Linked DNA regions of Homo sapiens: region 2 is linked to region 1. Evidence: chromatin contacts called from ENCODE Hi-C data. All regions are on one chromosome and are shown on one strand. The core of a region is the stretch at or near the end of the contact, and the rest is flanking DNA. Distances in the headings are between cores, read along the strand shown. Region 1 holds the start of FAM219A (family with sequence similarity 219 member A). Region 2 holds the start of ZBTB5 (zinc finger and BTB domain containing 5).

Region 1 (6,272 bases), core at 2,094-4,593:
GGAGAGTGAGGAGCTATTGTTTAAACTTTAAAGAGATAGTTTGTCTTCATCTCATAAATGGAAAAACAATCGAGGAAGGAGGAGAGACTTCCTAGAGGTCTCAATAAATGGCAAAAAAATGAAATAGGTCATAGCTAAGTCTGAGCCTGGGACCCTGGTTTTTATGGCCTATCCAAATACCCTTAAAGAGCCACTTTGCCCTCTTTTTTGCCCTTTACCTCTATGATATGCTATCTTGATTTTTTTTTTTTTTTTTTGGAGACAGAGTCTTGCTCTGTTGCCCAGGCTGGAATGTAGTGGTAGGCACACGGCTCACTGCAGCCTCAACCTCCTGGGCTCAAGCAATCCTCCTGCCTCGGCCTCCTGAGTAGCTGGTACTACAGGCATGCAGCACCATGCTGAGCTAATTTTAAATATTTTTGTAGAGATGGAGTCTCACTGTGTTTCCCAGGCTGGACTATCTTAATTCTTTATGCCCCAAAATGAAGACTCCTGAAGAAACATCACACAAGATTCTGCTGGTCTCAACAATACACAGGGTATTTAAAGGGTTTTGAGGTGCCTCTGGAATACAACCTGGGGACAGAGGTCAGGAAGCGGGGCAATGTCTATGACCCTCAAATGAGGGATGACTATATTGCTATTTCCATAAGGCTCTCACTCAAACTCAATAAAGTATTCTCAGGCCGGGCATAGCAGCTCACTCTTGTAATCCTAGCATTTTGGGAGGCCGAGGCAGGCAGACCACTTGAGGTCAGGCATTCAAGACCAGCCTGGCCAACATGGCGAAACCCTGTCTCTACTAAAAATACAAAAATTAGCCATGCGTGGTGGCAGGGGCCTATAATCCCAGCTACTTGGGAGGCTGAGGTAGGAGAATCGCTTGAATCCAGGAGGTGGAGGTTGCATTGGGCCAAGATCGTGCCACTGCACTCTAGCCTGGGTGACAGAGAGGGACCCTGTCTCAAAAAAAAAGAAAAAAAAGTATTCTCTTGCACAAGGGTGACTTTAGCAGTTAAAGGGGTCTGAAGGCAGTCAGAGCTTTTCTAAGTGCCTCCTTGCCACAGATGCTTCTCCAACTCCAGGGCCACACAGACCGGAAGCAGCTCAAGAGTTCTCTACCCAGCCAAACCACTATTCAGAATTTCAGGCAATAACAGAAGCACCAAGGACAACTGAGAGCCTGGTGGCTCTATTTCTTCTCCCCTTTCCTTGAACAGCTATTTCCTTCCTTTTTGAGAACCCCAGATGGGTGACAAGAAACAACTCATTGCTTCCTTTTCCTGACACACTTGAACCTCCTCTTCCTTCATCCACCCTCTATTTTGATTCTTGATTAGATGCTTAGAACTGGAAGGGCAATCTCGTTTGACAAGCCAGGTTAGCTAGAAAGAGAACTCAGAAAGGAAAATTATCTTCAGCCAGCCCAAAGTCCTTCTTTAAGTTCATGGGATGGACTTCTCTCCAGGATTTTCTGGCTCCCAAATAATCCAATGATGGCATGAGGCTAGGAAAAAGTCCTGCAACACCTCTCTCCGGTTTAATATTGTATGCTTCTGTAAAACTTCTTTGTTTTGGCTCTTAGAACTGTCTAAGCAGTCATGAAAGGGGGAAAAAGCCTTTGTCTCCTGCTAAGTGGCCACTAATGATTCTCTCTACCATCCCTCAAAAGGTGTGACAAAAAGGTGGTGATGGGTCCCTGCCGAGGCCCATCTTGGCTGCTGTAATGGGTAGGTTACTCGCCCAGGAAGCTACAAAGCACATCTGTCAGCCAGGGGGTTATAGGCCCAAGGGTAGACCTGTTTCTGGCCACCCTGCCTAACACAGAAGCAGAACTTCAGAACTTGGAGAACTCAGCTCTGCTCCAGCCAGCACAGCTCAGAGAAATGGGGCATCCACACTTTCGGATTTGTAGCCCACCTTGCCTCCTTCCAATTCCAGCTCAGGCTCCAGGGGGATAAAGCGAACACAGCCTAGACATTCCCTCTCTTCCCCCCTCACTATACGAGCTGGCTAGGCCTCCACGTCTCCCACCCGGTTGCCTGACAGACAAGCGAGGTCAGGGAGCCCCCTGGGCGGTGGCCAGCAAGCATGGTCTCCCTTAGGCCTAGCCTCGGTGCACCCGAGTTGCCCTCCCCCTTCCATTCCCTCCGCGCCAGCAGCGATGACATCATTCCTCCCTGACTCCGGGACCGCGGACAGGCGGCAGGATCCGCGCCCAGCAAGGACTTCAGGCACGTAGGCCTAAGATGATGGGGGCTCTTCCCAACCAGTGCGCACAGGCAGCTCCAGCGCGACCCCACTTCCTCTCCCGTCGGTTCCCGAGCACTCTCATCTGCACCCCGATTCCCCATCTGGTCGCCGCGCACTCTCCTTCCCGGTTTAGATGCCCCCAGCCTGGTCTGCCTGCGCTCCCCACCGGAGAACGGAATTCCCAGGTTCTGCACCAACCACCTTCCCCCACTGGGTCCCTCGCCCCGGCCCAGCGTTCCTGTCCGTATATCCAGCGGACAGGCGGGCAAGCCCCTCCTCTTCTAAAAGCTGATTCCCAATCTCTCTTAGCCTGACGGCTCCCCCGCCCTAAGCATCACAGGCCTCTAGGACTAAACGCCTCCCCACCTCCCATCCCAGACCCCTGGGCCTGCCGCCGGCGGTGCCCCATGGCAGTTCCCTCGCCAGTCCCTGCTATGGGCCTCCACTAGCGGTGTGCACCTTTGTGCCCCCTCCGTTCCATCCGACGGTGCCCTGCTTCCACCGACGGTGCCCTCCGCCCTTACAGGTCCCTTTGCTCTCATCCAGCATATTCTCCCACGGTTTTCTTGTCCTGCAAGTCCCCGTCCCCCGGCAATACGTTTTCAGGGATCTCTTTGCCCCATCCGATGGCGCCCCTCCGCACGATCCCCCCGGCCTGATTCCCTCCCTCCCCCTCAAGCGACGCCCCCTCCGGCCTTGGCCTGCCCGCCGCCCGCCCCCTCACCAGCGGCTGCATCTCCGAGTGCGCGGTGGGCACCTGGAACCGGTCGATCTCCTCCATCATGGTGCCGGCGGGCGAGCGGGCCAGGGGCCGGGCGCGGCCGCGGACGCCGACAGGACCGCGCGGGGCGGCGGCCCCAGGAGCCCGGCGGGTGGTGCAGACTAGGCCTCCCCGGACCACTCGGGCGGGCAGGGGCCGGGCGGATGCAGGGGTGGGCGGGGGCGAGAGGTTCGCAGACTGGCTGAGGCCGGCGTGACTCCGTGGGCTTGCCTAGCACTACCGCGGCTGTGGCCGGGCCGAGCCGCAGGTCTTGCCTCGCCTCCTACTCCGCTGCCGCCTCCTGTCAGCAGCTCAGCCACTGCGGTGACTCGGCAACTCCACTTCCGGGTCCGGGACACCGCCCGGATCTTGCATTATTCATGAGGAGGCGGTGCCTGGGGACCCCAGCCCCACCCACATGCGGGAGTTCCGAATGCGCGCGGCCGCCCAGCTGTGATTCCTGAGGGGGCGGGGCTTAGTGGAGACTCGCTCGCCGCGCGCCCAACCCCGCCTCCTTTCCGGGCCGGCTGGGCGCGCCGAAGCGCCTGCGCCTTGGCTGCTGGTCGGTTGCTGGGTAACCGCGTCAGGGAGTTGGATTCTATCCTGCAAGGGCACGGGGACCCACAACGACGGCTGTCCCTAAAGAACCGTTGCGACTGGTAACTGAAGTGGAAGAGAGTCCAGATTTCTTGTGTGTGGTCAAGGAGACGGACAAACTTTTTGTCTTCAGACGAGGGAGCGTTTTGTAGGCTCTCCAGGGGTTGAGATGATTCCTGCTTCTGCGAAGGCTCCCCATAAACAGCCTCATAAGCAGGTAACGTACGCACACCTTCCTTCTGATGACCTCTGACCTTCGTCGTCGCCAGTGACCACTAATCATACCTCTCCTACTGATCCTTGATCTTTTCTCTGTTGACCCCAGCCTTCTCACCCCCGTGACCTCTGGTAAGTGCTCCCACTGACCTCTGACTCTGTCCTACTCTTTCCCACTAATCCCGGCCTCCTCTCCCATACTACCCCAATCCACCGTTTCTTACCTCTCTCCTTTTATCCACCATTCCCATCTCTTCACTTCACTTTACCCCATGGACTCATTCTGACCAGTCTATTCTCCTTAACTTCCCCATCCCCATTCCCACGAGTCCCTTCCTCCTTGTTCTCACATTCTTGTCCCAAAGGAATTTTTCTTTTTCTTTTTCTTTCTTTCTTTCTTTTTTTTTTTTTGAGACAGAGGCTCGCCCTGTAGCCCAGGCTAGAATGCAGTGGCGCCATCTCAGCTCTCTGTAACCTCTGCCTCCTGGGTGCAAGCGATTCTCCCACTTCAGCCTGACGAATAGCTGGAACCAAAGGCATAGGCCACCACGCCCGGCTAAATTTTGTGTTTTTGGTAGAGACGGGGTTTCCCCATGTTGCCCAGGCCCGTCTCTAACTCCTGAGCTCAAGCGATCCTCCTACCTTGACCTTCCGAAGTGCTGGGATTACAGGCGTGAGCCACGGCGCCCAGCCTCAAAGGCATTCTTTATCCAACCCTTTGCTGTGTGCCTAGCTCCAGGCTAGGTGGGAACACAGCTCTTGCTGTTTGGGAGCCCACAGAGGGTGTGCAAGAGAACTAAACAGAATACAGGACAGGCTATGTGCAGGAGTGTGATTTTATTTTCTGTGCTGGGAGATTTATGAGGAGAGAAAGGGCAGGCAAAGAGGAAGAGGAGAGAGGCCCTTTTCTCATCCCTGTCCTCACCCCCACAGTGCACAACCCAAACACTCTGCCCCAACTATTTCTAGAGCCTCATATCTCTCTCTTCCCTGCGAGCCCCTGGTCCACTCCTATGATTCATTCAGCTATGTGAACATTATGCTCTTATTACCACCTGGACAGATGTCATCCCTTCTCACAGGAAACCCGAGTCATCCCCCACTTAACCCACTGAGCACAGAGTTCTGCTTTCTTCCTCAGCATCACCACGGAAGGCAAGGCAGTCCCAGTTTCCCAAGGAGTCTTCTGTGGTGAAGCAACTCAGTCCTTCAGGAACTTTTTCCAAACCCTTTATGAATTACCACTCAGGCTAATGTGTAGTTTCTAGCTCTGGAAAGCAGGACTTCTATATATTTATTCCAGATTTACCCCACTCAAGTCTAGGTACATTGAGGTTTAGAGAGCCAATCTCCATGCTACTTATGACTTTGCATATTTTGGTCTGGCCACCTCCATGTTAGCCTTTGCTCCTCTGCCTCTTTTACCTGGGCTTCTGTAGCAGATGGACCTGACTTTCTTAGGTCTCTGCAGCCTTGGGGAAGCTGCTAGTCCCATATGAACATGCCCTAATTTTATGTTGGGGTTGGGCTTTACGTTGAAGTTCATGTACTGTGTTTGAGCCTCCTGACCCTATATTTACAGGCAGTTTGCTTTTATTTATTTTTTATTTTTGTATTTTTTATTTTTGAGACGGAGTTTCACTCTTGTCACCCAGGGTGGAGTGCAGTGGCGCAATCTAGGTTCACTGCAACCTCCACCTCCCCGATTCAAGGGACCTGCCTCAGCCTCCCAAGTAGCTGGGATTACAGGCATGCACCACCATGCCTGGCTAATTTTTTTTTATTATTTTATTTTATTTTATTTTTGAGACGGAGTCTTGCTCTGTCGCCCAGGCTGGAGTGCAGTGGTGTGATCTTGGCTCACTGCAAGCTCCGCCTCCTGGGTTCACGTCATTCTCCTGCCTCAGCCTCCCAAGGAGCTGGGACTATAGGCGCCTGCCACCACGCCCAGCTAATTTTTTTGTATTTTTGGTAGAGACAGGGTTTCACTGTGTTAGCCACGATGGTCTTGGATCTCCTGACCTCGTGATCTGCCCGCCTCGGCCTCCCAAAGTGCTGGGATTACAGGTGTGGGCCACCGCACCCAGCCAATTTTTGTATTTTTAGTAGAGACGGGGTTTCACCATATTGGTCAGGCTGGTCTCGGACTCCTGACCTCAGGTGATCCACAGGCCTAGGCCTCCCAAAGTGCTGGGATTACAGGGGTGAGCCCCCGTGCCCCAGCAGTTTGCTTTTAAAATAAACATTATTGAGGTTTGGTTTACATATAATAGAATGTACCATTTTAGTTGTACGTGTTGACAAATTTTAACAAATTTACACACGTATAAACCACTACCACACTCAAGATATAGGATACTTTCTCTATCCCAAGAAGTTCCCTGTGCCTCATCCCACCTCCTATGCCCCACCCCTGGCCTGCCTAGGTAACCACAGATCTGCTTTC
Region 2 (6,272 bases), core at 1,729-4,228, 3.0 Mb after region 1:
CCCTTCACCTATTTTACATATATCTACCCCTTTCCTAATTGGTTTTCTACACTGTCGTGCCCACCTTTGAGTGGTGTCTTTGCTTTAACCGTTTTTTTTTTTTTTTTGAGACAGGGTCTCACTCTGTCTCCAAGACTCCAAGTGTGCAGTGGCATGCTCTCAGCTCAATGCAACTTCTGCCTCCCAGGCTCAAGCGATTCTTCCGCCTCGGCCTCCTGAGTAGCTGGGATTACAGGCGCACGTCACCATGCCGGGTTAATTTTTGTATTTTTAGTAGAGACAGGGTTTCACCATGTTGGCCAGATTGGTCTTGAACTCCTGAGCTCAGGCAATCTGCCCGCCTCAGCCTCCCCAATTGCAGTAATTACAGGCGTGAGCCACCACACCCGGCCTTCCCTTTAAACTTTTTGCATCAGAAACCAATCAGCACACACTCCCCATTCTGAGTCCCTAAGAAGCCCCGGAACCAGCCACACTGGGAAAGAGACCACCCCCTGCATGCCCTCTTCTCTGAGAGCTGTTCCATCACTCAATAAAATTCTTCTCTGCCCTCCTCACCCTTCGAATTGTCAGAGTAACCTAATCTGTTTGGGATGTCAAGATAAATCAAAGCTTTTAGGAAATACATGTATAACTAATAAAATGAAAGGCACCTCTAAAACTGGATCTTGAAATTAAAAGCTACTATTCAGTGGTGAAAATGATGAGAACATATGCAAAGAGCAATAGTTCACTCAGAAACAGCTGGTCTTTTAGGAGATGAGAAGTTCACTTCATACTTAGACAAAAGGCATAGTGTAGTGCTACATTCCATCCCACCTGCTACACTAACAAAACTGGCTCTACTAGACAACATCCATATTTGAGAAATATTACGTACAGTAAAAGAAAAATCACACGCTTAAAACTGACAGAGGGGGAAAGTATTTAAAATTAATTTACATTAAAAAAAAAGTTGAAAGCTAACATAGAATCAATACCTTGGGTTCTTTTTTCCATTTCCAAAACGAATGTGAGCCAGATTCAAGATTCTCTGTCAGCACTACACCAGGTTTTGTCAATTTCACTGAACACAAGATATTTTAAAGTCTCCAATTCGATATAATTCATGCTGAGTTCTTTAAGTACTATTTGATATCCCAGTGATTTTTTATTACTTCCACTTTGGGGACAGTCTTGTGAGTCTCTTTTGAGAGCGTTCGCTCCTAAGTCTGTAAGATGCCTTTCCTCCAAATCTTACCATTTTCAGAATTCTGCTAGAGACATATCAATTAACCAAAATCCAGCTTGCCAGCATCCTCAGCTAACTAAAAGTTATGTTTTGACACAACTTTTAGGGAAAAGGGGCAAATCTCTAGTAAACGAGTTGACTTCAGGACTCTTCAAAAAAAGAGTCTGTTTATTCAGCAAAACCCAAGGGCCCAAAACAGGTCCCCACCCAAGTAGTCTTACCTGTAAGGTCACCAAGCTGGCTGTGGTGGCCAGGTCAATCTTCCCAAATTTGATGAGATTTCCATAAGGGTTAAAAGGAAGAGTGAACGGTTTCCTTTGGCTTAGGGGCTTTTCTCTAAAATTCCTTGTCTTCTTCCCATCTGGACTTTTCCCTCTGAACTATTAGCTTACTGCCAACCACCGTCCCCACAGAAATCACAAGAGTTTAGGCAAATGAAAAGCAAGTTCTGCCCAGCCTTTTACATCTAAGCACAACAGCCCATACTAGGACAACAAATTACCAATGACTTAATGACTAAGGCACAGCATTCTCTTCAACCTCTAAAGAAAAGCCCGTAATGTCCTCTACTTAATACAAGTGAAAAATATGAGAACATGTTTTGGAATATTTTTGCTTCAATTTTTGAAGGTGAAGAGTTCCTTCTATTAATTCAAGTTAACTAGAGTCAGAAGATACTACTTAGTAATCAACTTTACTGTGCTTTCACCTAAAATTTTTCCTCCAAATTATTTAGGATTTGCCTTCTGTTCAGAAAATTAGTTTCCACAATATCCTTCACTATGCCAGAATGCTGACTGACTTAAAAAAAAATGACCATTATGAAAGGAAAAAACTAACCTTCAACACCCCTTAATTCACTGCCTTTTATTATTTACATACAAATCTGTCCTCCAAACAGGAGAAGATGGGACGGCAGTGTCTTACCACCGCATCCCCCACAGCTCCTCGCACGAAGCCTGGGAGTAGTGGGCATTCAATAAATGCCTATTAAACACTTCAGTCCTCTCATAACAAGTTGGGGCATTCCGAAACACTGGCTCCACCCCTCCAGGGTCGGCCGCTGGCTCCCGATGGCAGTCTGCCTATGGCCTTGCTCTGGTGAAATGAAACCTCGTCGCTCAAGACCCAGGATGGGGGCAAGGGAGCCGTCCGACCACATCCCGCAGGGCAGCAGATCCTCTCTTCATCCCGCCAGGCCGCTGGTCCTGAGGCCTTTCCCACCCCATTCGGGAACCTACGTCGCCAGCCGGGGATCCACAGGAGTACCAGCCCCCGCCCCACCCCGCAGACAGCCTGGCGTCGGGACACCGGGGACGCCTGCGCAGAAGAACCCGCCTGGCCCCTTGGCTCCAACGGTAACAATGCTCCCCTCCGAAAGACAGCCAGAGTAGTCCGGGGGCACCAGTACACGTCTGCGCGCTCCCCGACGCCTTGGCGCGCCCCTGGTGCTCAACCTTCCCCACGTGAGCGCGCCCGCCATCACGATACTCGCTGACGGGGTCTCCTCACCTGAGTCGGGCTCCGCCCCCCTCCTCCTCGCTGAAGGAGGCGGTGACCCCTCTCCGATCGGACTCGGCAGTGTCAGAGGAGGTGGGAACGTCCTGACCAGCGTCTCCGTTACGGGACTTCCTCCCCCTTCCACCCGCCCCCCTCCCACCCCGCCTCTAGTCCCCTAGCTCCTCCAGCCAGTTCGCCGCAGCACTCTGAGAACACGGCGGCGGCGCCCGAGGATAAGCGGAAGTGACGTAATGCAAGAGCGCCTACTCCGCCCCATTCCGCCTCTCCCAGTTGGGCTGCAACCAATCAGCAATGGGAAGGGCGGGGCCGGGGTAGGAGTGCAGCCAGCCGGCGCGCGGAACCTGGAGGAATTTACTTAGCCCCCGGAAAAACTGACCAATCCACGGTCCCTGAAGTCTGGTTGTGTTTACTACCGACTGAATCCGTGAGCTCTCTGACCAATCACCCTTTGCCTTACAACATGTAAAACGGTTATCAAATGCCTTTTAGGGCGGGATTTATCACTAAACTGCTCCAGGTTTGGACTATAGAAATGCGGCTGTTCGCTGCAACCAATCAAAACCCTCTGTGGTTTAGGCTAGCGGGCTTTCCGCCTAAATCCGCCAATCACAACAACGACTGCGTGATGTCTGAGGGCGCCGGAGAGGCGGGCCCTCAGGGCAGGCCGTACCGCCATTGGCTGGTTCTGAAGGATTTTTCCACCCTCGTGGTGCCCGGCGCTTTAGTGACCCAGGGCTCTTCTCCGGGGTGAATTCCCTTCGCTGAACACACACACACACACACACGTAGAGGGCTGGAGATTGAGTTCCCACTTCATAGACGTTGGGAAAGATAAGATTCCAAAAAGCTCTTTAGGTTTAACTAAGCCAAAGTCCAGGGTGAAAACCGCGAATAAAAAACGCTGTCCATCGGATGGCAGTTAGGTCGGACCCCGCCCCTCGTCCAGTCCGGGTGGCTGCGCGTCTGGAAACGGTGGCGCCCCAGGAGCCCGGCGCTTGGCCCCGCACTCGGCTGCAGGTCAAATAAGCCTGTAGTCTGCATGCCCAGATTTATAATCACCTGCACTCCCCCCACAAAAAAATAGGAAGCGCTAAGCTCTCCCACTCCTGTCCCAAACGTGGAAGGGTCGCGGACTTGTATGGGACGCGGTCTGAAAAAAGCGAGCCCCGGGGCGACGCTCGGGTTTCCAGGTGCACCCTCGGAGGGAGAACCCGATCCCTGAGCATCGGACACTGGGGCCAGGGAAGAAACCCCCTTTCCTAGGGTGAGGACGGCAGAAGAAAGCTGCCTTCTCCGGCGCAGCGTGTCTGGGAGCGCTGCGTGGCTCTGGAGACAAAGGCAGGCCCGCGAACTCAGCTGGGTTCTTCTGGGGGTGGGGGTAAGGGTCTTGGAGGAGCTCCCAGAAAAATGGAACTCCCAGCCGGGCGCGATGGCTCACGCCTATAATCGCAGCAATTGGGAAGGCTGAGGCGGGCAGATCGCCCGAGATCAGGAGTTCGAGACCAGCCTGGCCAACATGGTGAAACCCTGTCTCTACTAAAAGTACAAAAATTAGCCGGGCGTGGTGGTGGGCGCCCGTAATCCCAGGCAACTACTCGGGAGGCTGAGGCAGGAGAATCGCTTGAACCCGGGAGGCGGAGGTTGCAGTGAGCTGAGATCGTGCCGCTGCACTCCAGCCTAGGCAACAGAGTGAGATTTCGTCTGGGGGGAAAAAAAAGGAACTCCCCGCTTTAAGAATGGAACACACCGAATACCCCTACAGCAGATTCCATCCCTTCAGTTACTGGTCGGAAGTGTTGATTTCAAAAAGCAACCTGTTTGCGTGGATTTCTTTAAGGGCTCGGTGGAGTCTGATGTTTAATTCTTTTCCTTAAGATTCGCTGACACTATAGCCATCACACATATTTTACTGACAGATTGATCGGTAAAATAAGGAAAATATGGAATGATGACAGTAAGCCAGGCAATAGGAGAGATTCTTTTGCGTATCTGTCTCTCAACGGTAAATGCCATGACCTAGATTGCCTCAGATTTACAGGCTGGCAAAAGTTTTAAAAATTGTATATTCAGAATTTAGGAGTGTGTGGAAGTGGACACCCGCTATATTGTGGACGGGGGTGTCACTGATGCCCTGTTTGACGATCACTTCGTAGTATCTATCAAAATTTAAAATATGCATTTGTTCCCTTCTAGATGGTAATTCCTTTCTAGAAATATATGCTACCGAAATACAAAGATGTGGAATAATAAACCCAAGGCTGTTTACCACACCTTTGTAAGTACAAGGGGCGGGGGGGGGGGGGTAAGTGGACAACAAACCTAAATGTGTAACTAAAGAAGATTACAAAAATTTGATAAATATGTATCATGGCTCCTTCATGACTAAGGCTCCTATAGATACAAAACGAAAGTAATAAAACCCTGCGGCCAGGCGCGGTGGCTCACGCCTGTAATCCCAACACTTTCGGAGGCCGAGGAGAGTGGATCACGAGGTCAGGAGTTCGAGGCCAGCCTGACCAATATGGCGAAACCCCATCTATATTAAAAAAGTACAAAAATTAGCCGGGCTTGGTGGCTCATGCCTGTAATCCCAGCTTCTCAGGAGGCTGAGGCAGGAGAATCGCTTGAACCCGGGAGGCGGAGGTTGCAGTGAGCCGAGATTGCGCCACTTCACTCCAGCCTGGGTGACAGAGAGAGACTCCGTTTCAAAAAAAAAAAAAAAAAAAAAAAAAGAGCGGGTCTCCTTAATTTTTATTTAACAGACAGGTGTTGTTACTTTAATAGTATTTAGGAAAACCTGGAATTTCAGGTTGCTTAGATTTTCTAATCACTGACAAAATTATTCCTAAAGTAACCTATACATTTCTCGAAAAATGTATCAATAAGATACTTTCTGAAATTAGACAAATAAGTTCTAAGATTCATAAGGGGAGATAATATTGAAAGAATAGGCAAGACAGTCATGGAAAAAATAAGTTGGGTATCTACCTGTGAGGCAGGATAACAAGGTCTGGAGGCGGGGACCCTCAGGCCGACTCCTGCTGACTGGATATCAGAAGCCACTCTCTTTTCACCCACGCCTTTTTCTGCGTGGCAGTTGCTCCGTGGCAGTTGCAAGCCCTCCTTTTTCTGTCTGGCAGTTGAAAAATGAAAATACCGGCCGGGCGTAGTGGCTCACGCCTGTGATCCTAGCACTTTGGGAGGCCGAAGCGGACGGATCCCTCAGATCAGGAGTTCGAGACCAGCCTGGCCAACATGGCGAAACCCCGTCTCTACTAAAAGGACAAAAATTAGCCGGGCGAGGTGGTGGGCGCCTGTAATCCCAGCTACTCAGGAGGCTGAGGCAGGAGAATAGCTTCAACCTGGGAGGCGGAGGTTGCAGTGAGCCGAGATCGCACGCCACTGCACTCCAGCCTGGGCGACAAGAGCGAGACTTGGTCTCAAAAAAAAAAAAGAAAGAAAGGCAAGGCAGGGCAGGGGAAGGCAAGGCAGGGCAGGGCAGGGCAGGGCAAGGCGCAGG

Evidence for each region. Hi-C counts contacts between places; a loop is a spot of excess contacts on that map. Pooled maps may share reads with other maps.
Region 2: a loop to region 1 is called in a map of CD8-positive, alpha-beta T cell, with 20 times the contacts of the local background. The contact joins the promoter of ZBTB5 here to the promoter of FAM219A in region 1. A Hi-C loop is called at or near these places in 3 of 168 maps with a recorded cell type or tissue (CD4-positive, alpha-beta T cell, CD8-positive, alpha-beta T cell and ovary) and 8 of 50 pooled maps.

Annotation. Positions count from the first base shown.
Region 1 is chr9:34,455,227-34,461,498 of GRCh38, forward strand. It overlaps FAM219A (family with sequence similarity 219 member A), which reads right to left and starts at 3,344. Exons shown (of 6, transcript NM_001184940.2): 1 at 2,978-3,344. The coding sequence starts at 3,037. DNAI1 (dynein axonemal intermediate chain 1) reads left to right here and starts at 3,579. Exons shown (of 20, transcript NM_012144.4): 1 at 3,579-3,827. The coding sequence starts at 3,780. RefSeq lists enhancers at 1,510-2,010, 3,142-3,682, 3,245-3,539, 3,636-3,705 and a silencer at 3,016-3,265.
Region 2 is chr9:37,462,472-37,468,743 of GRCh38, forward strand. It overlaps ZBTB5 (zinc finger and BTB domain containing 5), which reads right to left and starts at 2,979. Exons shown (of 2, transcript NM_014872.3): 1 at 2,744-2,979. RefSeq lists enhancers at 1,901-2,586, 2,587-3,272, 3,273-3,958, 3,959-4,644 and a silencer at 2,807-2,906.